Linked DNA regions of Homo sapiens: region 1 is linked to region 2. A link is a loop called in an ENCODE intact Hi-C map of the cell type or tissue named here. Cell type or tissue: PC-3. All regions are shown on one strand. Links, peaks and the distances in the headings refer to the core of each region. The heading gives the core; the rest is flanking DNA. Region 1 overlaps NWD2 (NACHT and WD repeat domain containing 2). Region 2 has its middle 24 kb from the start of PGM2.

Region 1 (15,897 bases), core at 2,796-10,795, 370 kb after region 2:
CATACCTGACTTTTCATTCTTTCATTTCTTAAATACTCTGTGGTGTTAAAGGATAAAATATGTGAGGAGCCCACTAAGTTTAGTCTTTCTGTTTTGAAAGGTCAATATAAGAAGAAATATGCCCAAGGCATAAAATACTCCAATGAGTATTTTTAGGAAAATAAAGTCTTTCAGTTATCCTTGGAATTTACCAAGGATATGCCTGAGATAAGGAAGAGTGATTTTACACATTAGGAGGTAAGTTTGTGAACTTTGCTTCCTCAGGAGAGATAGTTCAGGTTAAGGCATGAATAAAATTAGAAAGATTTATGGAGGTCAGTTTTATAAGGAGCTGTTAAGGAAAATAAACATTTCGTTGCTGTTGTTTAGCCTCAACCTTTGAAGCTGATTTCAAGGAAGATAATCTTGTCATTCAACAACTATCCTTTGGTGGTAAATCTGAAAACACCGGTTTGTTTCTACATTGATTGCTTATGATAACTACAGGCATCCTCCTCCGTCCTCCCAGTCACATGTTGCTGAACATGTGATGTCTGTAGAGAGCAGCCCTACCATCACGAGCTCATGGTCATGGAAATGCTGGGTGACACATGAGATAAAAATGAGATATCTATCTGCATCCTCAAAGGGACATGAGGTCACAGGACGGTACAGGTTGTTGTTGACGGTGAGTCAGACATTCCCCAGGAGAAAGGTAAGTGAAGCGCAGGCAGAGGACCTAAAAAGAGGCACAGTTTCTTGGAGGACCCGACTCCTGGATAGTCAATAGACAGACTCAGGCTATTGGACAAAATATCTAGAAGAGCAAGAGCTCAGAAAGCTGTTCCTTAAACTGACCAACTCTGAACAGTTACCACACTCTGCCTCACTGGGACTGCTTATCTGTGCAGGGAATCAGCACATCCCACATAAGTCTTGACCTCTTGTGCTAGAGCATGTGGAGGTGCATCACATGAACCTTTGACTTAGTCAAATTGAACGATATTTGTTTCCTCCAGCGGCCTGTATGCTCCTTTCCTCCACAAGGAAAAGGGCCCTAGGGTGATTACAAAATGGCATATGTGAATGTTTACTCATTTGGTTTCAGTTCTCAGGTGCCCCTCATGGTGTTACTATCTTGCTTACTTGGAATAATTCTAAAGTTTGAAGATACACATACAAATTCCTGTTCAAAGGCACATAAACATATGCATACACAATTTATGCAATGCAATGTGGACCCTAAATACAAGCCTGCTACTTCATCTGGTGCTTAATTAAAGAAAAAGCTATATCTTCTAACATAAGCAGAAAACCCAGCTGGGCTTGATAGATTAAGAAAAAGCAAATTAGACTTCCTATGGACTTTTCAAAGGTAAATGGAATATACCTGATTTCACCTATGGGCTTACTTTGGAACCTAATCCTCACATACAGTGTAATGCAACTGTCTCTGTTCTTGTCTTCAAGAGGACCAATTTGAGATTATGTAGCACATGACAGGTTATGAGAATATTCGTGAACTTAAAGAAAGTCCTGTTCTTAAGAGAGTCACCATGGGAAGAATAACACAGAGCTTCAGAATTAACACCATAATAAAATAAACCACCACACTTTGACACTAAGGGAAGAGGAGGTTAAAAATAATGGAACTAGTTTCATCCTGTTTAGGCTGAAGAGCCAACTCAGCAGATACCACATTCCAAAGTGAGGTTCCAGACCATCATGCAGGACTTGAAAGGGAGGTTCTGAAAACCAGTTTTGCTACTGTTAACAGATTACCCGCTGCTAGTCTGAAAAAGAAGACTGGAGAGGCAGGGAAAAATGGTGGGGATCAGGGTGCTGCGGGTTGTTTCTCTCACCTCCCCCTCCCTAGAAGGAGGTCAGAGAGATGCCTGTCCTTGACTTCCAGCCAAGAGGAAGGGACTTTAGTGGACCACCTATAGAATGCCCCCTACAGCTTGGGGATACAGGCATCTGGTACCTAGTGACATCTGGAAACCATGAAGGCTGAGTGACTGAGGCTGCCTAGCTGCTGTGATGGAGAAGTGAGACAGAGCTACAGGGCTGGGACTGGCCCAGAGGTCTAGAGTTCCTCAGGGCAAAACAATACCTGAGTGTTTCCCATGTGCTACATGTGGACGGCAGGCTACAGTGAGCTGACAAGGGTTTCTGTTTGCTTTTCGCAGGTCCTGTCTAAGGAGTGTGCTGGGATGTAGACAGGATCTTAGCAGAAAGGTACTGGAAGCACATTGCTGGATGTCTAGGAGCTGAGGAAGTAACCAGCTAGAAAAAAGATGCATTCCCCTGTGTCTAGGCAACTGTAGGTAAGAGATGCTCAGGGAAGATAGGGCAGAGGTACGGGAGGGGAAGGACCTCCAGGAAGCCATGAAAAGGCCTCCAAAGAGATGGGAGGCAGCTTTAAACATGTGCTAAGAACAGAGAGTTCACAGTCCAGTTCAGAACAGCACTGGTTACGTAATAACTTTCTGGCCACCTTACCTTTCCCATATCCCCTAAACTGTGACTTTATAGGAATCATAAATGTCATTGGGATTAGGAAAGGAGAGAAAGAAGTGCCACGTGGAAAAAGAAAGAAGATCCCCATTTCCCACTGTAGGTGCCTTGTTTATGAGAGGCCCCAGATGGGGAAGAAAGGTGTAGACTGATATTTTCATTTTTACCTTAGCCTGGACATACTCATTACTGAACGGAGACTGATTTAGCAGACTGGAGTGACCAGAGGGCTTGTCCTTGTCTGAAAGGAATGAGAACAGTTATTGAGATTGGCCTGGGTTTTCATCCAAATGGGGTGAGGGATGGGAACTAGCCCACAACATGAGTCTGAACAGTGAAAGAAAAAAATAAACTTGCTTTCCAGTTGTACCCCATGAGTTTTGCTCTCTCAATATAACTGTTATACCAGCAAAAAAGAAGCACTGCAGTATTCACTCCTAAAAGACCAACTATAATTCACATAGTAAACTCAGAAAGTAGAAATGAATTTGATTAATTTACCATTTTCCAAAAGTACAAGTTTTTACAAATATACACGGGAAAGAATAGGCTTTTACCTTCTTTGCTACTTCAGCTAGCAGAAGGGTCTTCCCAGTGCATGGCCCACCATATATAATAAGAGGGTTGATGTGTCCAGCTTTGCTTGGAAGAATGTAGTTATGCACTATGTTTAGAGATTCACATTTGTACTCATAGAAGGAGGCGTATGTTTTACATAATGATGAATGTTGAAGGATTTCATCATAGAGTGTATCAGTTTCAGTGTCAAAATTCTGTTGTATCGTTGCCTGAATTATATCAATCATGTCCTCATAAAATTGTTTACCAAGTCCTTCGATGTAATGATTTTCTATTTCTTGGGAGTAGCCTAGTTTCATGTCACAATGAGTAACAGATGTGTACACTCTCAGATTAGATGATGCAACAATAGTAGGAATAAATTCATCCCTGAGTTTTATCAGCTTCTCTTGGGCTTCTGGGTCCCGAATAATCCTCGGTTCTGTTCCAGTTATATCCATGTATTTTCCCATCTCTGGGATTTTCACAAAGCGCTCAATGTTAGCAATTTTCCTAATGTAGCAAACACACTTCTTTAGAAATGCTGGAGTTTGTTTTCCCAGAGCAAAGTCAAACTCATCCTCTATAGCTGAAAGAAAATATAAGAAGGAGTTTATTGCTTAGAACAAAGGAGCAACACACCCACATTCTCAATAGTCAACACTTAGTCATTAGTGGTAAATTATTTTGCTTATGGTTTGTAGCGAAGTAATCTTTAGAATAATTTCTTGATTTCCTATTTGTCTTTTCCTAATCAGCCAGCAACCCGGGAGAACAGGTTTTACATAAAATTATCTAATTTTCTCCCCAAGTTTAGGAAGAGGTTGGACATAAGCATAATAAAGAAAGCATATCAAAGTTATAGTGGATATTTCTAATATCTACTATTTCTAATTGCTGCTCAGTTTTCCTCTCAGACTTCAGAGGTTCTAAGAGGGAACAGCAGGGACCCATCTGGGCCAGGAAAGAAAGAGGAGGAGGCTGAAGGATGTAACTAGTTAACCGTTTCTTGTCAGTCTTTCCTTAACAAAGTGACCTCACCATTTTGTTTGAGGTATATTGAGTCCTAGTCAGATATGATCAAATATCAATATAAAAGCAAATTTTTTTTTCTTTTTTTTTTTTTGTTTAGACGGAGTCTCGCTCTGTCGCCCAGGCTGGAGTGCAGTGGCGCAATCTCGGCTCACTGCAAGCTCCGCCTCCTGGGTTCACACCATTCTCCTGCCTCAGCCTCCCAAGTAGCTGGGACTACAGGCACCCGCCACCATGCCCGGCTAATTTTTTGTATTTTTAGTAGAGATGGGGTTTCACCGTGTTAGCCAGGATGGTCTCTTTCTCCTGACCTTGTGATCCACCTGCCTCAGCCTCCCAAAGTGCTGGGATTACAGGTGTGAGCCACCACGCCCAGCCCAAAAGCACATTTTAAGGCAAAATATAATTATATTCTGATGACTGATCAATCTGGGTGATCTATGTCACTGTTATAATATCCATCAGAACAAGTACAGAAAAAGTGACTTAGTATATAACTTCATTTCTTCTAACATATACCGTATTATGGCTTACAATACATATGCTTGCACACAAGTACATATATATTATAAATAATTTGTGTCCCCATAAGAAAATTTTAAACTGGGTCAGTAGTAATGAAAACATCATTGTGCAGGGAAAAATTAAAAATATGTAAAATAAGCTAATGGAAATGAATGACAAAGCAAGTATTCTTAAAATTGGCTGCTCTTCCTTTCTTCCTCCTTCACCATCCCTTTCCTTCATGTAATTGCTCTTCATTGAACACCTTTTATATTCCAGGCACGATGACAGCCGCTTAGGATACAATGGTGAGAGAAAACAGAACATTGAGAAAAATAATCCATTATGGAGCCCTATAAACTGAATGTTTGTGTCTCCCAGAAATTTATATGTTGAAACCTGATTAGGTTTCAGTGTGATAGTGTTAGGAGGTGGGGCGTTTGGGTAATTAGTTCATGAGGGCAGAGCCTTTATGAATGAAAGTCGTGTTCATATAAAAGAGATCTCAGAGAGTTCCCTTGCCCTCCTGCCCTGTGAGGACACAGCAAGAAGACAGCCATCTGTGAGCGGGAAGTTGGCCCTCATCAGCCACAGAATCTGCAGGTGCTTTGATCTCAGATTGTGAATTTCTGTCAGGGAGGCTCTGAATACACAGGGCTGGTCTGGCCATAAATTGAAAAAAATTACATGCTGGTCATAACTCCAATGTCAAGCAAAATCTAGAATATATATACATATATTCTGTAATGTAACTATTAAGAAGGGTGAGAATTTTATTTAAAAATGGTTCCTTTCGGTGGAACTCTTGTGATAATATTTTTTCAGTAATGAGAGCCTTTCAATGGAAATTTTCAACCTAAATGAAAAAGATATTTTCATAGCTACCAGTGCCTAGTAAGCTGTGTCATGAGCATCAGTACATTTTACAAATGGTTTTAATTGAGCAAGCTGGTTAAGGAAGCCAGTTAAAGGAGCTTATAAACATATGTCTACTATTCTTTTTAAGGAAGAGTAAGAACTTGTTATAATGTAGATAAGGGAAGATGCCAGAAATCTGGACATCATGAGCTACTACAGAAAGCAGCCTTGGACCCATCTCTTTTCTAGTCATCTGTGTAAAATGCTAGCAGGTTGGATTAACAGCTTGCTACATTCTGAGAGCATCATGAAGAGAAAGGAAGCGGTCAAACTGTAGTATCTATATATAATGCATTATAATCAGAGATATGCTCTGCCACCTTTGACTCCCAGAAAGCAATTCAACTATAACTTGACATTGTTATCACATTTATGAAAAGGATGTATCAAGCAGAAGTGTTGATCACAAATGGAGCAAAAAAAGAAATACAGATAAACTAATTTGGCAGAGCCCATCTAAGCTTGGCTCAGGGGGGATAAATGCTGTACACAGAATGCCTGGTATGGTATAGACTTAAATATACCTAAATAAATGAGAGCTATGATACAAAGGCAACTCTACAGAGTTATTTTTAGAGGCGAAGTGCATGCTTATGATTTTATGGGAATTTTATTCACAGTTTCTGATGCCTATCTATAAATATTATAAATTTTAGAATTTTAGGGCATTATTAGAATATTATATTTATTTTCTGTTTTTGCATGTTCCTTAATGTCCTGAAATTTAACCAGTGAGAGCATCCACTGAAGGTAATGGTGGAAATAGGTTTCCAGTCCTGGTAACTATTATCCATGAGAAATTAATTTCTTTACGATTCCCAAGGCCACTGAGTTTTGATGTTCTCAGAAGGGCACCATTTTAGAGTCTAATTTATTTCTCGTCCTCTCCTGTTGTTTAAAAAGGTGAAACTAGAAGTGTGAAAAATTACATTCAAACATAAACAATACACCTTTAACAGGTTCTATCCAGTATTCTTATTTCAAGATTTCTAAAAATATAATATATACTATATCCATTTGAAAGAGTTGGCACGTCAGCAATTTTGATTGTGCAGACATGATCTTAAAAGGAGTTTGAACGTAAAATAAGTAAAATTGTCATGAGCATGTATATCTTCAGGAGATATAACCCCAAGCAGAAAACACTCCACTTGTAGTGGCTCACATGAAATTTCTCATCTTCACATGGCTATCTATGTGGACACAGTTCTTCACTGTGTGGGGAAAGCTAGGACAAGTGTTTGCCAGGGAAATAACCAAACACTGGAGCTGTGCGATTGTAAATAAGAGGATGACTTCCCCAGACTGGTGTTTTTTACATAAATAATAGGAAAGCTTCACTCCAGGTACTTTTTTCTAAGACAGCTCTTGAAGGAACAGGGTTGTTCTGTCTTTGATAAAGGTGAAGAGCCTGAGCCTCAAAGGTGGATCTAAAGGTTCCAAAGGAACAAGGATATACCCTGATCTATATATTTAAATACAGTACTTATTCCTGACGATTGTGGTATTTTCAGGAAGACTTTAAATAAGACCTAATTTTTAAAAACAGCTTCCTTCTGGAATTTGTCAAAATGGTTTGTAACTTCTCTGAGCTTCACCCACATGGATCCAGTGAGAATGATTACCAAGTGCCTTTTAGGTTTTCACGAATGCTTTGCCGCACCATTTCAAAACCAATCTGAAAACGCAGCTATTATAGTTTTTCCCTTTATAAATTTTTACTATCAACTTTCAAAATAAATGCTACACATCTGACTACTTTTACTAGTTGTGTTTGTTCCCTGGAAACTATGACTGACATATTCCTTCAGTTCTGTAATTTCCTGAGCAACTTCTAATGATAAAGCTTCCTTTCCATGGCTGAGAAAGGCCAACAGGTGAGCCTCTGTACGCAGAATGCTTGGTATGGTATAGACTGAAGTATACCTGAATAACTGGGTGGGTTTTTATTTTAATGTTAAATTTGAGCCTACCAAATAGCTGGAGAGGTTTTTATTTTAATGCTAAATTAGATCCTACCAAATCCCTTGTGCCACACCCTCTGATGGCTTCCCATCTCGCCCAGAATAAAACACAAGCTTCCTATTATGGCCTGTGCCCAACTTCTATCCTCATCTCTCCCTCTCTGTAAAAGTTAAAAAAAAAAAAGAAAAAAAAAAAGTAAAGCTATCTTTTATTTTTCCTGCTCCTGGAATTAGCTAAGCACGTTCCTGTCTCAGAGATCTTAAATCTGTTGCTCCCTCTGCTGGGAATTCTCTACCTTAGATGCATATGGCACTGTCAGTTCTGATTTTCTTCCGTAATTCAGGTCCAAAGTCCTCTCCTTTTTGCCCACCTCATCTAAATCTGGATCCCCACATCCTTTATCAGTCACTATTATCCTATGACTGTGCTTTATTTTACTCATAATACTTATCAATCACTTTTGATACGATCTTGTTCATTTATTTGATTACTTGGCTATCATTTATGAATATATATTTTATGAATATTTTTCCTCCCTCTAAAAAAATAAGTTGCAGGAGGCCTGAGACCTTGTGTTTTTACTCAGTGTTGTCTCCCCAGTGCTTGGCACGTAGGAACTCAATAGATCCATTAATATTTGCTGGATAAGCGGGTAAGTGATGAATGAACAGCTCAACTGAGAAATCATGGCAGAATATGGTCAATTATATCCGGGGCCACCTCTGGCTTCTTTTAAAATCACATTTTCTAGAGAAGCCTTAGAGTTAAGGGAAGGCTTTTCTATAATTAAAACAAAAGAACATTTGCTTCTCCAGAACATGGGAACATTTAGAAAAATTAAATTTCACCAGGCAGTAAATGAGATTAAATTTGCAGGGCATTAAAGGGAAGCAGTAGATGTACCTATTAATGATATATTTCTTATTTTACTGAAGGTATGGGAAAATTACCTGAGAACAGGTACCTCTTAGCCTGGCTGTGTTTCATTTTACCCTTTTCGTGTAACAGCTTTACAGCAGCCTTAAATATCTTCTTGATCTCATCTGATATCTCTTGCCATGTCTTCTCGTTTTCAGCATTGGTAGAAGGCTGCATCTATAGAAATGTAAAAGGGAGAAATTAGTCTTACAATCATCAAAGAAAAATAATATTTAAGAACAAGAAAATTTCTATTATTTGAAGGCCTACTATGTGCCAATACTATGATAGGTGCTTTACAGACAGTGTCTAATTTAATCTCAATAACCCTGAAAGTTAGAAATTATTTCTGTGTTGCATGTGAACTTGACCAAGTTACACAAGGGTGTGATCCAAATACGGTGTGTTTGTCAGACTTTCTTATATACCATGCTTTTCCCTTTTGAGTTTTGATACAAATGCCATAAGAAAATAATCTCTGGTGTCCTCCAAAGCGGAGAGAAAGTTAAAGGGGAGGTGCTCTTATGTTATATCTAGTTGTCTTTATTTGTTTTAACTTCATTTGTTTTGATGGTCCACTGGGAGATAAAATGGGAGGACTGCCTACCAATAAAGTAACATTTATATAGTCTTGATAATCTTATTCACACATTCATTTATTCAATAATAATTTATGCAGAAATATCATGTGGGGTTTTAGGAATAATCTCAATTTCCCTAGTGGATCATAAAGATAAATGAAGAAACAATTAAAGCAAATTAAATAGTAACATATGAGAAAATCCCCCAGATCATGGTAGAAACTGGTTTCTTGGGGTATCAGGTTCTTTGCTATCTATATTTACTCCTGGCATCTTTAACTGGGAAATGGTTTGGGTTTACCCCAATATTCTCACCCAGAGAAGCAATATTGTTATAGATAATTACTTTGAATAATATATGTGAGGGAGAAGAAGAAAAATCAAGGATTCTGATATGATTTCCCATTGCACAGAGAAAATGTGTTATGTTGGATACCAGAATGACAAATACACAGATCCCGAAGTGGAGAACTGCGGATAACCCACAGCTGTGCTCTTGGAACTGCCTGGGTGCTGACTGAATCAAGGACATTCTCTTTGGCAGAGGGTTGGATATCCATGCCTTCTTTGCAATCTCCCTAAATATTCTACTCAATGAACAGGTCCACCTTTCCCCTCTTCCTTTTTCATTTGCTTTTAAAGGACCTATCATAAACTTGGGAGCCAAGTTGGAAAGTAGATAATAACGTTTCCATGATGCTCAAGCATGAATCAGTCTCATTCCATCACTCTCTATAAGATGCATGAATATAAATGAACTGTTTAAGATGTTAAAGAAAAAATATTAAGTTAAAATTTAAAAAGAGACTATAAATAATAGCTAGGTAGATTTTACAAAGGACTTCCTCCCACAGAAAACAAATGCACACATGAACCTTTCACAAAATAAAAACTATAACTGTCAAACTTGAAAACTCAATGTATAGACAGAATGAACACAGCTGAAGAAAAAAATTGGTGAACTGGAAAAATAATCTGAAGCTATCTTCTGGAAAGCAGCACAGAGATAAGAGAATTGATCATGTGAAACTGATCATGATTATGATGATGATATGATTATGATCAGTTTCACGTGATCAATTTTCTTGATTTTTTTTTTTTTTTTTTCTTCTTCACCCTCACATGTATTATTCAACGTAATTATCTGTATGAATATTGTTTCTCTGGGTGGGAATATTGGGGTAAACCTAACTGATCATGTGGAATGATCTATTTTCATTGATTATGTGAAAGAGAATTAGAAGCTGTAGAGGACAGATTGAGATGGCTGAAGGCAAATGTAATTAAGGAGCACAAGGAAAGAACAGAGGGAACAGAAGAGAGGCATTGTTTGATGAGAAGATGACTGAGAATTTTCTAGAATTAAGAGACTATATGAATTCACAGATACAGTAAGCATGACATATACCAATCAGAACAAATAGACACATTATAGAAAACTGGGCAAAACAATAATTTTTCAGAGAAGCAAAGGGAGCTTCATTAATGGAACTTTAACCAATTAATATTAAGAATTAATAATAAATTATTTCATTAAATTATTGTTTAATAATACCAATATTAATAAGTAAAAATCAGTATCACTAGTAAACCTTCATTGATGGAACTTATAAAAGGTATACTTCAGGAGGAAGGAAAATTAGCCTAGAAGGAAAGTCAGAGATGCTAAATGGAAAGGTGAGTGACAATTTATAGTTTCTTAGCTTTGGATTTAGTTTTTTTCATTAAATTTTAAAGGTGCACAATGTGATGTTTTGATCTATGTATATACTGTGAAATGGTGACCACAATCAAGCTAACTAACAAATCCACTACCTCACATAATTTCCTTTGTTTTGGTGGGTGGTAAGAACACTTGAGATCTGCTCTCTCAGCCAATTTCAGGTTTATAATTAACTATAGACACCATGAAAGTTTGTGACCTTTGACCAACATCTCTCTATTTCCTCTAAATCCCAGACCTTTGTAAATACACTTCTACTCTCTGTTACCATGAACTCAACGTTTTTAGATTCCATATGTAAGTGAGATCATATGGTATTTGTCTTTCTGGGCCTGGCTTAATTCACTTAGCATAATGTCCTCCAGGTTCATCCATGTTGCTGTAAATGGTAGGATTGCTTTCTTTTAAAAAGACTGAATAATATCACAGTATGTGTGTATATAAATGTTCCTTAATTTCCTTCTACATTTTCTTTATCTTTTCATTTGCTGACAGACACTTAGACTGTTTCCATATCTTGGCTATTGTGAACAATTCTGCAATGAACCTGGGAGTGTGGATATCTCTTCAAGACAGTGATTTTATTGCCTTTGGATATATACCCAGAAGTGGGTAGTTCTATTTTTAATTTTTTGAGGAACTGCTATACTGTTTCCCAGAGAGGCTGCCCGAATGTACAGTCCCACCAACAGTGTAACAGGGTTCCTTTTTCTTCGCATCCTCTCCAACTCCTATTATCTTTTGACTTTTTGATGGCCATCCTAACAGGTGTAAAGTGATATGGCATTGTGGTTTCATTTGTGTTTGCCTAAGGATCAGTGTGGATTTAGTTGTTAAAAGGAAAACCTGGGGCCTAGGGCAGAGTAACTTTCTGTCTACTCTGCCTTTTCTGTGCAGCACCACCCCGGATGACATAAATGGTAACAAATGTAGTAATGGACAGATCCATAGGCTTGAGGGAAAGGCAGCTTACTGCATTTCTATTGCTTCTCAGCATTTCTGACTTGGGTCTGAGGTAATAGGCTGCTGGCACCGAGTTCTCATCTCGACAGTACCACTCCTCCAGCAACTTGGTCTCCAGCTTTGCCTCTATGGCGGCATCCAAAATCATTTCAAACTCTGAGGCTTCAACTTCTCCAGGGATTCGGATATTCCCATATTTTTCACCTAATAGTCCCTGTGTATCAACAAGAAAGTTCAATTTAGTGTATCACCAAGAAAGTTCATTTTAGTATTCACATCACATGGTCACTGAATAAATATTAATCAATAGATAACAAGATACATTGCTCCATCAGTTTTCTCTTTTGGTCACAGTGGATAGTTGATTTCCTAAGTAAAATTAGATCAACTATATTACAACAAATTATTCATAGGCTGAGAAATGAGACTGCATATCACATCAGATGAATTCAAAATAGTTTTTGCAGCCAATTTACTTTCTCAAAGTTTACATAATACAACAAAAGCTGATCTACTCTGAGATTTGTTTGTTCATATCAAAGAAAAATGATGTGCTAGACCTTAAAAATGTCAAACATGTAAAGCCTCAAACCAAAGAACTGCTCTGTCAAGAACTGATAGCATAATTCTAAGCTTCAGATTCACACTGCTACAATAAAAAGAAGTATGACATCACTGAATGTGATACTACTAGTAACCCCACTGGCAACTGAAAAAAAAATTCAAAATTAAACAAGAGAGCATTTTCTCTCTATTAAATTGGCAAAAGAAACCTCTCACAGAAAAACAATGAACAAATATGTACTCAGCCTTTATGTCAAGGTGTGAGAAAATAACCATAGAGTGCTGATGGGCATGTAAAGTGATCTAGCATTTGAAGCCTAATCAGGCAATATGTATTCAGAGCCCTAAAAATCTATATAACTTTTTACTTGGCATTTTTTTCTTCTGGGAATTTGTCTTTAGAAAATAATTAAGGATGCAAATCAGGACTTACAAGAATATTTATGCTGAATTAGTTTCTTTGAAAGAATTGTGTAATAACCTAAATGTTCATTCAAAGGATGTACTAAATTGTATCATACAACTATATTGACTTAGAAAGATGTTTACAAGTATATGTTAAGTGAAAAGGGTAAGTTATAAAATGGTATACATAAGATGATTCCAGGCTGAGTGCGATGGCTCTTGCCTGTAATCCCAGCACTTTGGGAGGCTGAGGCGGGTGGATCACTTGAGGCCAGGAGCTCAAGACCAGCCTGTCCAACATGATGAAACCCCGTCTCTACTGAAAAGTATAAAAATTAGCCAGGCATGGTGGCATGTGACTGTAATCTCAGGTACTTGGGAGGCTGAGGGACAAGAATTGCTTGAACCCAGAAGAGGGAGGTTTCAGTGAGCCAAGATTGCGCCACTGCACTCCAGCCTGGTCAACAGAATGAGACTCTGTCTCAAAAAAATAAAAGATGATTCCAGTGATTTTGATATTTATATATATAGAGAAAAGAGAGAATATTACGTACATATGTTAGAGAGAATAGCACGCATATATGTATACACAAACATACCTAAGAAACATTTTATAAAAATACAAAGCAAGGTTATTAAGGGCTATCTTTGGGTGGTTTTAAATTTACATAGGTCATTTAATAAGTTTATTATTTTTTATTAAAAACCTTTTTTTGGTATACATATATATTATTTTGTAGTGAGAAAACCAGCAGGTATTTAAACATTTTAAATTTAGTGGTGTAGGCCGGGCCTGGTGGCTCACACTTGTGATCCCAGCACTTTGGGAGGCCAAGGCGAGCAGATCACCTCAGGTCAGGAGTTTGAGATCAGCCTGGCCAACATGGTTAAACCCTGTCTCTACTAAAAATACAAAAACTAGCCAGGCATGGTGGTGTGTGCCTGTAATCCCAGGTACTGGGGAGGCTGAGGCAGGAGAATCGCTTTAACCTGGAAGGCAGAAGTTGCAGTGAGCCAAGATCGTGCCATTGCACTCCAGCCTGGGCAACATAGTGAGACTCCATCTTAAAAAAAAATTAGTGGTACTGCCTATTTGCTTTGTGGAGCAACACTTTCAAGGTTGCTGAGAGTGTCTGCTTACGCCAGTAGTTCTCACAGTGTGGACCTGGAACCAGCAGCATCTGCAACACCTGGGAACATGTAAATTCTCAAGCCTCATCCCAGAGCTACTAAAAACTAAACTCTGGTTACAGAGCTGAGCAATTTATGTTTTAGCAAGTCCTCCAGGTGGCTGAACTTCTGGTTTAAGCTAATAAAACTATTAGCTTATATAGCACTTGGTATTTCAATTAATCTTCATCTTATCTAGCAGAAATAAGGAGGGAACACAAAGGACCTCTTACATAACCCTACAGTAACCAAAGCAATTTGTCTGCTTTATTGTATCCATGAGACACTTTCTGTTCAATCTGGGGGCATTTTTCTTCTTTCCTCTTGTTGATTAGCATTTTAGCATAAACATCAAGCTGTGTTTATCCACTGGAAGGTGAATTTCAGGTCTGGTTTCCCTAGGGGGCATTTCTGACTACTTCTATTGCCTATCCAGTATTCACAGTGTTCTTTTCATCTGATACAGGCAGCTGAAAGATTAAGAGAAGTCCTTGGTAGATCTGTGTCCACGTAAATTCATGACCTAAATTCTACAACACAATGGTAAGCTCTCTGAGGGAGAGGCCAGAGCTGTTTATTCCTAGCTCATAGAAATGATTAAAACACATTTGTTGACTAAATGAATGAACCAAGACAGAGAAAGAAATCATTAAAGTTTGTTCTGCTCTTCTCTGAAGCTTCTTTCTGTAGTCAAATAAAATAGTTCAGCTCTCAATAGGTAGAGTAACAATTTGGGAAGGTACCAGTTTTGTGAGCAATACTCAATTCAGCTATATTCCTTAAGCAGGTACTGTATAAACATATCCCTGGTTGGACCATGTCCTCTCTCTCTCCTTAGCACATAAGCCATCTCATATAACTGGTTTACTGAAGGTGACTGTGGGTAACTGAATTCACTGCCTCAAAGCTCAAGCCTCCTCAGTACTGGCCTCAATGACCAGAAAGGAAGTAGATCTAACCTAGCTGTTCTTTTTGGCTGCAAAAGTCCCTTTAGAAGGGGCTAGAATGGAGGGATGCCACATTATTGGTATCTATTATTTCAGCATGGTATATGAGGCTTCTACAGAGGGTGTGCTAATCCCAACCCACTGTATTAGCCTGAAGCCCAATTAAGAGCACTTCTATTTTAATCTACATTGGGCCAATCTTGATAACAGGTTTATGTAACACAAATGATGTATCTCAAGTTGTTTCCCAACTTCTAATGGTTCCCTCTTCCAAAATCTCTTTTGCTAAGCAAATAGGCATGACCTTTTATTTTATCACACACACAGAGGAACATTATCTCTTTTAGGGTAACCAACCTGGTGATTATCCCATTATCTTGCCTAATTCTGGACACTCAGCACTCTTTGTCAGGGTTGTGTGCCACTAAGAATGAGGTTTTAATGCTCGGATGTGCCATCGAACAGACCCACATGGGCAAAATAGGGAATAAGAGAATGTCTAAGCAGTAGGCATTGGTAGAATTCAAGAAAGTATACAGATGGAGTTTGGTCATTGGTGGAGGACCAGGTAGACAGGCAGCACATTAAATATGGGATTTAGTAATTGACAACACTCCATCTAGTAGCCAATTAGGTCTTGGAATATCATGGACTAGCTACTACAATCCAAGGCAAGACCAGCTGGGTTTTGGGCATGAAGCAGGGAAGAGGAAAAAAGAGAGAGAACAGAAACAAGATCTTGTCCCTGGACAGCACCATCATGACTGCACAGCAATGTACTGTTCGTTCTTCAACTTCTTTCTGCTCTAAACAAGGCTGGTCTTAGAGACTAGGATTCAGTCAAATCTATGGATTGGTTCCTAAAATATGCTCCACAGATCATCTACTGGATGATATGCTCCCTGGATCTCCCAGGGTACTTGCTAAAATGTAGGTTGCTAGGTCCATTCTCAGATGGAAAGAACATTGTGAGTGAAGATTCCAAGGAAACTGCATTTTAAAATGAGGTTCCAAAGGAATTCAGAAGTTGAGAGCCATTGCTATGGGCAGTGCATATATGGTCTCATGAGGAATGGTTAACGAGTACTGAAGGGGCAGAGCCTGGACCACAGAGGATCATTTCAAAAATCAAGAGCTATTTAAAAATAATAAT
Region 2 (15,897 bases), core at 4,458-12,457:
GCCATCTTTTAAGCCATAAAGGCTTTCTGGAACAGTAAGAATAAAAAAAAACTTTTCTTGCACTAATGCCTATTCATTCATATTATGCAGCCACATAGTATTCTTTTCTTTGAAAATTTTTAACTATTTAAAACATCTCTTTTTTATTGTAATAAAATTTGTTATATTAAATTGACCATTTTAACCTTTTTAAAAAAATGTGCAGTTCTGTGGCATTCAATACATTCACATTGTCATGCAATCAATACCCATCCATCTCTAGAACTAAAACGTATCTTTGTTTACATTGTACATATCTAAAAATAATTGTTTTATATGAGTAATGTCTGTTAAAAATTAAGTATTGGCCAAGCTAATCAAAACTAATATAAATATTAAGCGAATACTAAAAAACCAATTTATGAGTATCTTGAAATATCTCATTTTCTTCTTTTTTTACTGTATTAGTTTTCTATTGCTAGATAACAAATTATCTTAGAGTTTTGCAGCTTAAAACAACAAATATTTTACATTCTTTTTAATCATATTAAGCCTTTGAAATCTTATGAGTATTTTACATTACCATTACTTCTCAATTCAGACTAGCTGCCTTTCAAGTGCTTGATAGCTGCCACGTGGCTAGTAATTATCATTGTGGGCACCACATTTCTACGTGCTGCAGTTACTGTTAAGTTTTAATCATTTGTTTCTGTCTCTAGCTCTGTCTGTATCCGTAGCTATATCTATGTAAACATCAATTTAGTACATTTTTATTACTAATTCTTTAATAAATGTTGGATTCTACATGAAAGTTAATTAAGAGAACTACCAGATTTATACAAACAGCTGGCAACACACAGGCTGCAGGAGCCCACACCTTCATCTCTAGGGTAAATTGTAAGAGTTCATAATTAGTAGAGGGTACTTTGGGCATAGTTCACCTCTCCAAGCCCTGTGTTATTAGTATTCCTGCATTAAAATAGCAGATTCAAAATAAACAGTAATGAAACCACGACTGTAAAGAGAAGAAACAAAATGCAAATTACTTCTTGTCCTTCATTCTGTATGATCACTTCAAGTTTTTATGGGTGTTTAAATGTTAAAACAATGAAACATAGTAGAAACTATGAGGTGTAATATTTTGTTAGGTAAAATGCAAATTTGAGTTGTTATGTGAATCATTTTAGTGTGTTTGAATAAATGCCTTTACAATGGAATCATATTCATCTTTTTTATTGTTAAACTATAAAATCAAGAAAATAAATATGACTAATTATTACATGATATTTATAGAAAATATTTTTGTCATATAAAAGAGCAAAGAGGTAAAAAAATACCTTCTAGGTGCCAGATACATTGGGTTTTCCACTGCCATAAGCCTAACCTCTTTTAAATACTATCCTTCTCTCAATGTTTTTTTTTTATTTTTATTTTTGAGATGGAGCTTCACTCTTTTCACCCAGGCTGGAATGCGATGGTGCGATCTCAGCTCACTGCAACCTCCACGTCCTGCATTCAAGTTATTCTCCTGCTTCAGCCTCCCAAGAAGCTGGGATTACAGGTGCACACCACCACCTCCAGTTAATTTTTGTATTTTTAGTAGAGGCGGGGTTTCGCCATGTTGGCCAGGCTGGTCTCAAACTCCTGATCTCAGGGAATCCACCAGCCTTGGCCTCCCAAAGTGTTGGGATTACAGGCGTGAGCCACTGCACCCTGCCTACCCTTCTCTCAATTAATATGAAAAAGTAGAATTAGAATAGGTTAAAGCGCTGACACACTTAACTGAATCCGGTATTTTCTTTCTTAATACACTGTAATTATTTTGTATTAAATATAAAAGGGGCTTCCTTATTATAGTGTTTGAGTTTTGGGCACTTTTTTCTCTAATGGATGCCTGTTTTCCTTCTTTTCAAAGCCTAGAACAGAACACATAGTAGATACTAAATTAATTGTTGGCATACTTGCTGTATGAAGACTCATCAGTTATCATGAGAGTGGCCTGGAAAATAAGCTCTGGATTAAGCTTTAGGGCTCATTTTAGGTCTCAGGAGCAGGGGATTGCAGGACAAATTCACAAGCACGTGGAAGTTGCACCAGTTACACTCAATTCACTTGGTACCATCCTGGTTTTGTAGGGCCCATGGATGGGCTCAGCCAGATGAAATCCCTCTATATGGAGGAGCTGGGTACCCCAGGGCTTGGCCTTGATCAAATATCGTGAGAGGATATTGTCTAGACAACATCAACATTCCAGGACCCTGTCTACTGACGAGCTTGAACTCAGGAAAGTTATCCAACATTAGCCAACATACAGTCATAATTATTATTAATAGTTTATTGCAGGTACAGAAACAGTGTTGGAAATTTCCACCACAACTCCTAGGTACACAGAAGAGTAGTTTCTTTATTTCTATAGCTGATGTGTTTTTTCTGCATATACCACGAAAACATTGAGAATGCTCATACACTGGTGATGGGAATATATGTGGGTAGAGTCACTTTGGAAAACAAGGGAAATAAAAAATGTTCAGGGCTGGGCATGGTGGCTCACACCTGTAATCTCAGCACTTTGGAAGGCTGAGGTGGGAGCATCATTTGAGCCCAGAAATGTGAGACCAGCCCAGGCAACATGGTGAAACCCTTTGTATTAGTCTGTTCTCAAGCTGTTGATAAAGACATACCCAAGACTAGGTAATTTATAAAGGAAAAGAGGTTTAATGGACTCACAGTTCCACGTGGTTGGGGAAGCCTCACAATCATGGCGGAAGACAAAAGGCACGTCTTACATGGTGGCATGAGTCAAGTGAAAGGGGAAATCACTAATAAAATCATCAGATCTCATGAGACTTATTCACTACCATGAGAAGAGCATGGGGAAAATGCCCCCGTGATTCAATTATCTCCCACTGGGTAACTTCCACAACACATAGGAATTATGGAAGCTACAATTCAAGATGAGATTTGGGTGAGGACACAGCCAAACCACATCGCCCTGTCTCTACAAAAACAAAACAAAACAACCCCCCAAAAAACGAAAAAACAAAAATTAGCTGGGTATGGTGGCATGTCCCTGTGGTCCCAGTTACTCAGGAGGTGGAGGTAGGAGAATCACTTAAGCCCGGGAGGTTGAGGCTGCAGTGAGCAAGATGGCGCCACTGCACTCCAGCATGGGTGACAGAGTGAGACACTGTCTCAAAAGAAAAAAGAAAGAAAGCACGTACTTCATGTTTTGCTATTTCCATCTTAGGTATTTATTTATTTGTTTTTACCTTATAGCTTGCATATTTATTGAACAAATACTACTAAAATAGCTAAAATACACTGGGTACTTGTCATGAGTGCATTAGTAAAGCTCACGTTGTTACAAAAGCCCGCATTTTCCACAGTACACAACTGCAACTCTACATAAATGCCACAGGTGCGGAATACTGTTTTTTTTTCTCTATTTGCACAGCTGATGTACCTATTCTAACAAAGGAAAGAGAGGAGGAATGCACAAGAAACTCAGGCCAATGGGGAAGCAAGAAGAGAACGAAGATGTGCAGTGCATGGGTCATCAGTGTGTTGACGAAGAGTCAAACTTGGCTGAGCGAGGTGATTCACACCTGTAATCCCAGCACTTTGGGAGGCCAAGGCAGGTGGATCATCTGAGGTCAGGAGTTCGAGACCAGCCTGGCCAACATGGTGAAACCTCGTCTCTACTAAAAATACAAAAATTAGCCAGGTGTGGTGGTGCACACCTGTAGTCCCAGCTACTCGGGAGGCTGAGGCAGGAGAATCACTTGAAGGCAGAGGTTGCAGTGAGCCGAGATCACACCATTGCACTCCAGCCTGGGCAACAGAGTAAGACTCTGTCTCAAAAAAAGAAAAGAAAAGAAAAGAGTCAAACTCTAAAATCTTTGAAGAGATTTATTCTGCACATAAGAATAAATCTTCAGGAGATCCTGAGAACATGTGCCCAAGGTGGTTGGAGCGCAGCTTGATTTTACACATTTCAGGAACACATGAGACATCAATCAAACACATTTAACATATACACTGGTCCGGTCCAGAAAGGTGGGAAAACTTGAAACGTGCAGGAAGGCGAGGGCTTCCAGGTTGTAGGTAGATTTAAAAAGTTTCTGATTGGTAATTGGTTGAAAGAGGTTGTGGAGACCAAAGTTTAGTGTGCAGATGAAGCCTACAGGTAGCAGGATTCAGAGAGAATGGATCGTAAATGTTTCTTTTCAGACTTAAGGTCTGTGTTGATGTTAAAGCTGGAGGGATACAATGAGGCCTGTTTATCCTCCACTTCCCATCACGGCCTGAACCAGTCTTTCAGGATAAATTTTAGAGTGCCCTGGCAGGAAGTCCATTCAGATGGTTGGGGGGCGGGTGGGGCTTAGAATTTTATTTTTGGTTTACAGATATTTAACAGTCAGAAGCAGAACAATTCCAAACAAGGCCTGCTCTGTCAAAGGAAGAGCTAAAAGATGGCTATATAAAAATTAGGATGGGGTTTCAGACTGGCTAACACAACATTCCATGAATAGATGGTATTTTATTTTTGTTTATCCCATTTCAGTGGAAGCAAGGACAAAAATGTAAAATCTATGCCTTGCTTATCAAAACTGCCAATAAAAAAGAGTGTTCTACCTTTCAAAAATTATTCTTATTTTGTAAAGACATTTTTTCTTAATTTTTGGAAAAGGCGTAATTTTCATATTCCTACTCAGATGCCAGTGTTTTGGATTTTTTTTTTCAGAGGGAATTTATTTAAAAAGAGTTTGCCTCCCCACCGCCCCACCAAATTCCCTTTGAAACAATAAGGATCCAAAAAGACACCTCAAAATCCCTTTAAAATTATTCTTTCTCTTTCTCTAAACAGGCAGGCGAGGTAATGGAAAAGAAGAAATTTGGTAAGTAAATTACAGTTTTGTGATTGCTCTTGCTACTGTCACCGCACGTCTATGAGTGTCAGTCACGCTACTGTGACTGTATGTCTTTAAGTGCCAGCTGGTGAGACACTAGTCTCTCACACACTACGGCAGCATTCACTCAACCTACACCATTGAGGAAGAAAACTGCACTGAAGACACAAGGAAAACAAATCAATCCAGTCTAGAGAACAACATTCAGGGAAACAGAGTACCAACACCTTCTTAGAAGATGGAAAGAAAAAATTAAAAATTAAAAATTCCCTCCATCTCCTTGTTTGAAAATGGTTCTTGACTGACCCAGACAGAGAGTTCTGGGTAATAAACCATTTTGAGAATCCTAGTGTTTGGTTTCTATTCTCCCTCTCTTCAGTCCAGGGAGACCAATAGACAAAAGACCCCCTCCCTGTTCACTCACTCTCCCCTCTACACCTGAAACACAAATGTCCATCTTAGGGCATTTTTAACCTACAGCAGGGATCTGCAAACATTTTCTGTAAAAGCTGAGATAGTGTTATAAAAGTTTTGGGCTTCCGGAGATCTGTGCCATAGACAACATGTAAGTGACTAGGTGTGTTTGTGTTCAATGGAACTTCATTTGTGGATACTGAAATTTAGATTTCATATAATTTTCACATGTCACAAAACACTCTTCTCTTCCTTTTTCTTTTTTTACACCCGTTTAAAATGTAAAAGTTACTCTTAGCTGTGGGCCATACCAAAACAGGCAGTGGGCTGGGTTCGTCCTGTGGGAGTCATGCTTTGCCCATCTCTGTCTTAAAGGAACTGTTGTGTATATGTGCTGCCAGGCTCATGCATAACAGTTCACAGCAGTGTTACCTGTAACAGCAACAAAACAAAAAGTCTACCATGGAAGCATAGGTAATAAGTAAAAATTTCTGATATAGTCATAGAATGGAACACTGCACAGTGCCAAAAATGCATGTACCAGTATCAGTGTGATACATGTATCAGTATGATTGGATCTGAATCACTTAATATTGATCAAAAAAGGAAGTCACAGAAGAATTCATACAGCCTGATACAGTTATAGTAAGGTTAAAGAAGGCAAAATTAAACAATATATGGCTAATAAAACTATAAAGAGGCCAGAGGCGGCCTGTAATCCCAGCACTTTGGGAAGCCTGTAATCCCTGCACCTGTAATCCCCGCACTTTGGGAGGCTCAGGCAGGCAGATAGATTTAGGTCAGGAGTTTGAGACCAGCCTGGCCAACATGGCGAAACCCTGTTTCTACTAAAAATACAAAAATTAGCCAGGCGAGGTGGCTCACACCTGTAATCCCAGCTACTCTGGAGGCTAAAGCACGAAAATTGCTTGAACCCAGGAGGCAGAGGCTGCAGTGAGCTGAGATCACACCAGTGAACTCCAGCTATCTCAAAACAAACAAACAAACAAACAAACAAACAAACAAACCCCAGAGCTATAAAGAAAGGCAAGGGAATTGTAAAGACAAAATTCAGAAAAGTGATTCCCTTAAGGATGAGAGACGAAGGTACACTGGGAGAAGCATATGGGAACCTCCAAGTTACTGGAATGTTTCTATTTCCTAAATTTAATCCTGGGCATACAGGAGTCATTTTTCTTCTCATGCTTGAAGCTGTATTATTTATATAAATAATATACGCTTATATATGTATATTTGACTAAAAATTTAACTTAATTTGGAACAGCGTTGCTACTGAAAATGAAGTTGATATAGTGCTTTTATCCCACAGGTTTGTTTACATATTAGGGGTTTAGCAAATAGATTTTGGTGTTAAAGGAAAGGGTGCCCTCTTCAGGCAATATGTCTCATATTGCTAAAGATTTTGACTAGAAAAATGTGGACTTAAAAAATACTAAAAACTCATAGAATCACACCACGAAGAGGCATTTTGTTTGGTGTTCTGTGTCTATTCTTACTCAGTACAAAGTATTTTATTTTTAGAAAACTCCAGGTAAGGATTTTTAAATTTCCATTTCATAATGTGACTTAGTTTAGTTTTTTTTAAATCTCTATTTCCTTTTTATCTTAATATCTATTTCTTTTCAACATATGGGATACCTTAGGCTCCTTTCTTGGAAGATTTAAGGTACAACTACAGAAATGCTTGTCATGGGATACCTCTTTTGGCCTGTATTAACAGCAGTGATGGGAAAGCATTCCAGAATTCGATTTCTTTTCAAAAAGGAAAAACCTACTAAGATCTAAGATTTAATGGGGACTACCATGTTTAGCCTGAATATTTAACACATGCTTTCATTTAATGTGTATATTACACAATATTCTATGAAAATAATGTAAGCAAAAATTACAATTTAGTCAATAATTGCTAAAAAAGAAAAGTTGAAGTTATAGCATTAGTAGTTTGGAATTAATAAATATATATTTTTTGACCAGGCATTACAATCTACTTAAATAAAACGTATTCCTTGTTAACTAAGAGGGCACTTGTTTATTATTACTATTATTTTTTAACCTTAAGTCAAACATAATATTTATTCACCCATATCATCTTATAGTACCATTGTATTTCAAATAATCTGTTAAATCAGTTTTTTTGTATTACATGTTAGTTTAAAATAATTGTTAAATAGTTTAGTTAATCTATTATTTTCATTTTTTTATGACCATTTTAAACTTAATTCACATAAAGAATTTTATTGGCCCTAAAATTATGCTTTGGAAACATATTTTTAATAAAATCAAAATGGGTTCTACTTCTTTTTGAAATTTGTACTCTTCCTATTTTTATTACTTATGGAAGAATGAAAAGTGGACAGTGGAAATTAGAATCCTAGGATATTAAAACTGAAAGAGACTTTAGAGATCATCTTGTCTGTTGCCCTTTTTTGACAGCTGAGTTAATCGAGTTCTAAAGTGGTCACTTGATTTGTCCCAGGTCACACAATTTTAGTAATTGGGATGGCTCTTTTAATCAGTTTCAAACGAAGTTAGTAGATGATTGGTTTTTGTTTTAATGGAGTAGGTTCTTCAGTGGGAGCTTGGTTGGCATGCCTTGCTTTTTATCACCAGGTAGCTGGGAGGCAGTGTGGTGCAGTGGAAAAATGCTTCCTTCTGAGTCAGGGAAACAGAGCTGGGACCTGCTTCCTGCCACTTGGTGGCAGCCCTTGGGCAAATTACTAGGGACAGGAATGGGAATAATAATACATATCCTAACGAGTCAGCATGGGCCTTCAAAGAGATGCACAGTGCTTGGCCTACAGTACATCTTCGGTTACTGGTAGCTGCCATTATTATTAGCTGTATATTTTTATTAGTAGTGCTATATTTTATTATTAGCTGTGTATTTCTATACATTATTAGTATATATTAGCAGCATTTTTTTTGCTTATTTTTTATCTGAAATCCATGTCCCTAATTTCTAGTTACTTGCCTTAATTCTCCATTATTTTCCCACATCTCTTGCAGAGTGACTTGTACTGTATTTAATTCCTTGGTGCCTCAGTTTCCTCATTTGTAATAGAAGAGAGGAGTTGAACAAAATAATTTTTAAATCCCTTTAGGCCTAACTTTCCATGTGCTGACCAGTGGGATTTTTGGAGCCAAAAATCCCTGCTTCTCAAAGGAAAGCTTTCAGGCCTATATTAGTTGCCTCCAGTGATTAATTCCTTTGACTGCACAATGAAAAATATTGGATCAAAAAATCATTGTCAGGAGTTTTAAAAAGTGCTGGTAGTGGGGGTGGGGGATAAATCACTGTTTGATAAATATTGTCAAGCAAACAGATAACAGCATGGAGAAAAATTAAATTTGATCCATATTTCATATGGTATTTTGAAGTGAATTTCAGATAGGTCAAACAGTTAAATATTTCATGGCAACTGTTAATGAAAAAAAATCTTTTGAAAACATCATACCAAATGTAATTCAGCTGTGGAGGAGAAATAAGTATTTTAAACTTTTTTCTTTCTTTTTTTTTTTCAGACGGGGTCTCGCTCTGGTGCCCAGACTGGAGTTCCATAGCACTATCATGGATCACTGCAGCCTCGGCCTCCCAGACTCAAGTGATCCTCCCACCTCAGCTTCCCTAGTAGCTGGGACTACAGGTGGGCACCACCATACTCAGCTAATTTTTGTATTTTTTGTAGAGAGAGTTCTTTCTATGTTGCCCAGGCTTGTCTCAAATGCCTAGACTCAAGCCATCCTCCTGCTTTAGCCTTCCAAAGTGCTGGGATTATAGGTGTGAGCCACTGTGCCCAGCCTATTTGAAGTTTTAAGAAGTACAGGCTATGACCAGAGATGCAATGCATATGATCAAATATGTCAAGTCAAACTAAAATTTCCATACACGTGCTGTATTAAAATAAATATTGAAAGAAGTAAACAAGGTAGAGGAAATACACTAAACATCTGATAAAAACCTCATTATTCAAACATAATGAGCACATGCATGTAAGAATTACAGGTAGAATACATTTAGTAGATGATTACAGGTGATCCAAAACAACAGATAGTATATTATCTCATAGAAAAAGAGTCTATGAGCCAATAGAATAAAAGGAATATAAAACAGGAAACAAAATTAATAGCAATAATAATGTCCAGTGTAGCCAGGGCTACACCATCACCATCGGAAAAGAAAATATGCTTTTCCACTGCAGAAGGGTTACGTCTTTCTGGAGAATAAATTCGCATTATGCAGCTGGCTCTCTAAAAATTCTTTATGCCCTTTAACCCAATAATTCTATTTTGGAAATATATCCTAAAGGAATTAACTAAAAAGAAATGACACCAGTTATAGCTGCTCCATTTATAGGACAAAATAAAAAAAACAGAAAGGGAGAGTTTATTCCAACAAAAAGATGAAACGTGTGTCATACGTTCATGCACACACACACACACACACACACACACACAGTACACACATATTAACATACTCTCTAAGCAGAAAAAGTGTATGTGGTCTATGTAAATACTTGGTAGTTTTTTAGGGAAAATAACCTTAAGGTGAAAAAGAGAAGCACAAGATACTAGTTACATAATGAGTGTAGCTGCAACGATTTCATACAGTGATTGTTTATTCAGTCAAGTTTGTATCTCATGGTCTCTAGTTTGCCTGTGAATCAGAGACAAGCTATTTGTTGTTATGTTGTTTGCTGCAAGTTCTTGGGAATGAGGAGGGCAAGAGATGATGGAAGTGAGGCTTGAGAAGAATGTCTAAGAATTGAAGTGGCTCTTTGGGGGAATGGGATGAGGAGCTAAGGATTCCTGGAAGGATTGTGCCTGAGGTTATAGAGCCTGAACTTCTCAGTTGGTTCCAATCTGAAGAATGTGATTTTTTTTCCCCAGCAATGATCCAAAGTCAGGATGTGGGAACAAAGAAGGGGACACAGTCAAAAAACAAAGGCTGAAGTTTGCAGACAGGTGAAAAGAACGACAAAGGAGGGAGTGAGTTGAAGTATTGGTAGATGTGTCAGGCATTGGTTGAAGCAATAGAAATGACCCATTAATGTAAGCAGATAATGAATAGCTCATAGATCAAAGGGAAGTTTGAAGAATGAGACTTAAAAAACAGGTAGGAACCAAGAGGGATCAGACAGCCATGATTGGCATGAGCAGCCAGAACACCCTGCTGGAATGACTGTTGGAGCTGCCCAGGGGCCCCACTGGATCTGCCTTGTGTGGATGCTGGTGCTGTGAATACTTTCTAAACTCTCCAGTTGTTTCTGGTGGTCAAGAGTTGAGACCTCAGGTGGGAGCATCTAATTGGCTAAGCCTTGGTCATCTGTTCAATCTCTTCTTCCAGGAAGAAGAAGGAAGTATCTGTCCCCTTCAGCTCCCATACTAGTTGTGAATCTCCACCTCCCAACAGAATCTCATTACAGAAATTCTCCATAATTAGAAAAGGTATAATGAGGTGTGTCTGTTTCATCATGGCTGGGAAACCAGTTTCTCTGGAGTTTCCTTGGCCAAGAGGGGTACATTCAGTTGGTTGGGGTACTTAGAATTTTGTTTTTAATTTACAAGCCAAAATGAGGCTCTAAAGGAAGACTTGGGGCAATGAGGAAGAGAGTCCCTCTTTCTCTCTCTCCCTCCCTCTTTGGTAGTTGGGTCTCCTTTGTGGCTTCACCCCCTGCCCAATAGCCCGTCCCTCCTTCTGGGCATCTCCCACTAGAAAAGCCCCAGCTTTGGGACTCTGATGACACCACTTCATCCTAGTGACCTTCAATTCCTGGGGATGGTGCTGGCCTCCTGTATCTCTAATCTCTGGGTAGTCTTGCAGTTCCCTATTTGGCTTCTCAGTCCTTGTATAAATTCCTTTTATTAAATTTTCATTGTTTGAAAGACCTAGAGTGTTATCTGTTCTCCTGACTGACATGATATTGACAGCAAAAACTAAATATTGTGGAATCCACTTGATCTTCATCTCATTCTCTGGTCATCAGGTTGAGACAGAGCCTCCTGTCACCTGAGAACAATTGGGGAGTTATAATTGGAAGCAGTGTGAGTCTTGCTGTCTATCAAATCCTTTCTCTTTCCTTTTAGACACTCAGCTAGACTTGATTTCCCAATCATACAATGGATTCCTGTCTAATGGAATAAGGGTAGAATTTATGTCTGGAATTTCCACCCCTGAATCATAAAAATCTTCTTTCTCTCTCTCTTCTTTCTGCTGGCTGGACTTTAGCACTCAGGACAACATGGGAGGTACATGTTGAAGAGGTCAGAGCCTCTGTCTACCTGGGTCTTGAACTGTTGAGCTAGAGTGGACTCTTCCCACATGAACCACTACCAACTGGACTTGATATGAGTGAGAGATAAATGTTATGGTAAATCGCTGACATTTGGGGGTTTATCTGTTAATGCATCCTATGTTACCTTAGCTAACACATGATATGAGAATTTTTTTTTATTAGGGAGCATAGTGGTTAATAATGGAGATAGATGGGATTACAATCCCAGCTCTGCCACTTACTAGCTTTATGACTTTGAGCAAGTCACTAAATTCTCTCTAAGCCTCAGTTTCTTCTGCTATAAAATGGGAATAATACTATTATTCTGTGGTGGCATTGTAAGAAATTAGTAGACACACTTCTATACATAATATCTATATGCATAATTCCATACATAATTATCATATTAATACTATAGGTTTAGTTGAGAACTCAGTAACTGTTAGACATTTTTGTTACTACTCAACTAGGAGGTAGATTAGGTCTACTTTCACTGTATGCTATTTTAAGTAGGTAGTGTCTCATAACTGTAAGGTGCGTTAGTGTAAGTTAAGCAAAGTACTATTTTTAGATAAATGGAACATCATTATATAGTCAATCACATGGCCATTGAACTTTCTTCCTGGGGTTGTCATCAGATTTTTCCACTGCCATTGCTGGAAGATAACGTGATTGATTTCATGTTCTTAGAGAAACTTCAGCATGCAATTGAAAGGGTGAATAGGGACAGGACTTTATAGACCACAGCCTCACCTGACCCCCCCCCCCCCAGTTAGGACTGATTAATCCTTTCTTGCCCTCATTGTACACTTGACACTATAGGATATTTGCTTATTGCCCAGCTAACCTTGTTATGTCATCATACAGGAAATAAATGAAAGAAAGCTTAATGGAGGGGCCATGTAGAGGTCAAGGAGAACCAAGAGTGATAAAGCACTTCCAGGCTACACTGTGGGGGGCCACTGTCAGCCCTGGGCCTGGAAAAGCCAGGAACAGAAGAGCTGGTTGTAGTTCTGGAAGCAGGCTGCTTCTCAGCAGTTGTGGCTTTAGGGAAGTGCAGCCATTGTTAAGCCTTAGCAGGCATGAAGGAAGCCAGGGCAATGCTTCACTTTCCTCTTCTGCCGCCCTTCCTCTCCTGCTACCCTTCCTCTCCTCTTGTGCTTCCTAGTGGCTGAGCCCAACTGAAGCTGGAAGGCAAGGGAGCCCTGTTGATACTTTCCAGAAAAGTCAGCTTCCAGGAGCCACTGGGCAAGGTGGCGAAGGGCAGAGAATAGATCTAGAGGGGCAAAGAACATCCCACACCCAGCTCCTAAGGAACTGTGAGATTCTTACAAACAGAGTTCCTTTCTTAATGCTTTTTGTATCTTCAGCGTGCAGCAAAGAACACATAATGGATGTTAGTTGAATAAACGAATGAATGAACAAATAAATGGGGAGAACAAAAATGCTTGCACTTAAATTTTTTAAAAAATGTATAATGTCCACATATCCTTCATTTGCCCTGGAGACAGTGAAACTTCCTACTGGAAATGAGAGCTCTCACGGACTCCAGGTAGTCAGTGCTTTATGAGCCCATTGCATCCCAGGCCTCATCCATCCTTCATCACGCATTAGCAGTTGCTCTTCTCGGCTGGGGTCATTCCTTGCCAGGAGCTACCATGTCTTCCAGTGTAGATCAGCCTTTCCAGGCTATAGTGTTGTTTCTGAAGCTCTTCAAAAAGTCAAAGGGCCTCCACTGATGCCCGCTTGCCTGCCGCCCCTTATCCTAGACCTCCTTGACCTTTTCCTTGATAGCTGTTGAATTGCACTAAAACTTGCATTCCCACATTCAGGCTGATATTCCTTGTTTCTTTACTGCTGGTCCAGCACTATCCATTACTCCAGTTTTGTCAGCCAATGGATGAAAACTGTTTGCTAATAATGGCAGAAAAAGAGGGCACATAGAAATGCAATAGCTATTTCAGAACATCTCAACTCAGGGCAGGGCAGTAGCTCTCACTGGTCACACTGGGAGTACACTATGGAGTCTCTGACACTTCCCTCCTTACACAGGGTACTGTTCCGTATGATGTGTTCTTCTCCTTTTTGGCTTAGTAAAACATTTTAGAGATAAATAATGTATAATAAATAGATACCATCCCAGAGCTGTAGAAATAGGATACGTATTTACCGGCAAGAGGAAAACTTTTTTGGAAAGTTATAAAAACTCAAAGCAAATGCATAGTAGACATAGTTTTATTATGAAACGTCACTTTTTAAAAGATATAATGTTTCACATATTTTAAATCGATTTATTTGGAGACAAGTCTTTTGTCGTAGGATCAAGTATGCGTCTAAGAGGAAAATAGACGGTAGGTATATGGAAAGTGTGTTTTCTGTGGCTTTTCTGGTTGGCTTACTTGCTCTGTTTGCTCTAAAGACTATTAGGAGGAAAGTGATAACTAAGAAAACAGAAAGTTTGTTCAAAATGGTGTGGAGGAAAAAGGAAGGAAAGAAAATTTTTATCTGAAGAATGAGAGCCCCTTTAAATTATCAGGCCCCAAAAGGCACTGAATGAAACAGCAGTCACATCACTCCCCCTTGAACTAAATAATTATCTCTTGAAGCCACTTGCCATGTGGGCTCTAGACTAACTGATGCCAAGTAGCCATCAAATGCCATATGCCAGACACTATAACACTATATCCTGCAGTCCCACAGTGCATGGCCAATCATTAAGCAATGTTATTCTCTGAAAACCAGTGAGAATTCCTGTCAAAGAACTTTACATCAGACCATTCCTTGTTCCCTTTGCCTTTAGAAACCTGCTTACAACAAAAGCTAACAGAGCACTCCCCAGTGCAACTGGGAAGAGCGTCTCAACAGCTGTCTTCCCTTTGGCTCAAGTAAATTCTTTAAATTATATTTTGTGCCTCAGCCTCCTCCTTTTAGGTCAACAAGGACATCAACTAATACCTCCAGGTGTGTGCAGCTTTAGTATTCACATAAATAAGATTTTTTAAAGCCTTAATTTTTAGCAACCGTCACTAATCATTAAGCCCATTCACATTTTCTAAATCGAGTGTGTTACTGAAGGTCACAGATCAAGTTTCTTTTTGGTCATGAGTTAGTCATGTGAAATGTATCCAAGCTTACTTACAATTTTTATTGTAGGAAAGATTTTGTCATGGAAATGAGATGCTTTTCCTTCAATTCATGGTGGCCAAATTAGGACTCTGAGGACATAAAGTCATATGCTCATGTCATCTCAAATATATAAACTTATTATCTACATTTTACTCATGAATTCAATAGTCAATGGATGCCTTTTTGTTTGAGTCCTATACCTGGTGCTTCAGGATGTCATGAAAAGTGAGACATTGTCCCTGCCCAAAAGGAGCTTCTCTAGTTGGAGAGAAAATACATGTTTAATAGCTGTATGAACCAAAATGTGAGCGCCATCACCGACATGTATTTGACCAAGTACCACTTCCACTAAGTGGAAGAGAGCAGATACACAGAATTCTGAAGGGAGAGAGCTGATTGAAGACAAATTCAATAAAAACTTCCTTTTAAGAAGCAACAGAGCTCCAAAAAGGGAAGCATAGATGAGACTGGTTGAATTGGAAATAACAAGGATCAGTGGAGGAAATGATGAGTATAGGTACCCAGAGAACATGATTTCTCTGTGAAGCATAGAAGTGGTAAGCATGTAAGCCTGGAGGAAAGAGGTTAATTGCAGCAACACAATGATGGCCATCTAACTGTTATGGTCCCAACAATCATGTGCATGGATTAACACGTCTGTAGTCTTTCCTAGGTGAAATGCTAAGATTGGGATAGAGAAAAAAAAACAAAACTGGATAAATCATTTTACTTTAGAAAGGATGTTAAGGGATTATTTTGCTTTCAGACTAAAATAATGTGATATAAAAGAAGGTAGGTAAGAGAATATAGACAGATGATATCAAACATCTAGTTACTGTCATTGGGTTATAAAAATATGTTACTTTACAATGAAAGTAATTACAGGCACTGTTGAAGCCACCTTTGCAAAATTATGAAAGTAAGAGAAATCTGACATAGCTGACTCTAATCTTGCTTCTAGCTTCATAGGTTGACTGTATTTGCTCCTGGGAGTGGGCCAAGCTAACTTAGAGAGAAATTTAGTTTATAGTTTAAATGATAATAGCCTTTCTCCAAAACTAAGCTGTTCTTGTAAAACTAATGAAAGACCACCAAGTTAGGAGGATAAGAGGGGTTTGAATTAGAAATAATTACAAGGCATTATTCCGGAGGTCATAAGATTTGAAACTTCCCCA

Evidence for each region. Hi-C counts contacts between places; a loop is a spot of excess contacts. Peaks named below come from ENCODE experiments on the same cell type or tissue, not always from the same donor. Only the 100,000 strongest peaks of a DNase experiment are listed, where the experiment ranks them.
Region 1: a loop joins it to region 2, with 7 times the contacts of the local background. A loop is called at or near these places in 6 of 110 quality-filtered maps.

Annotation. Positions count from the first base shown.
Region 1 is chr4:37,426,547-37,442,443 of GRCh38, reverse strand. It overlaps NWD2 (NACHT and WD repeat domain containing 2), which reads right to left. Exons shown (of 7, transcript NM_001144990.2): 4 at 11,669-11,872; 5 at 8,424-8,568; 6 at 3,054-3,643. Among named protein-coding and RNA genes, the nearest start is that of PGCKA1, 19 kb to the left of the region's middle. RefSeq lists enhancers at 72-1,271, 10,763-11,057. In PC-3, for the core only: CTCF peaks have their summits at 7,570 and 7,770 (motif pointing left); a DNase peak (open chromatin) is centred at 3,283; H3K4me3 peaks cover 463 bases; H3K27ac peaks cover 1,307 bases.
Region 2 is chr4:37,794,353-37,810,249 of GRCh38, reverse strand. No RefSeq gene overlaps it. Among named protein-coding and RNA genes, the nearest start is that of PGM2, 24 kb to the left of the region's middle. In PC-3, for the core only: CTCF peaks have their summits at 6,702 (motif pointing left) and 7,983 (motif pointing right); a DNase peak (open chromatin) is centred at 7,979; H3K4me3 peaks cover 326 bases.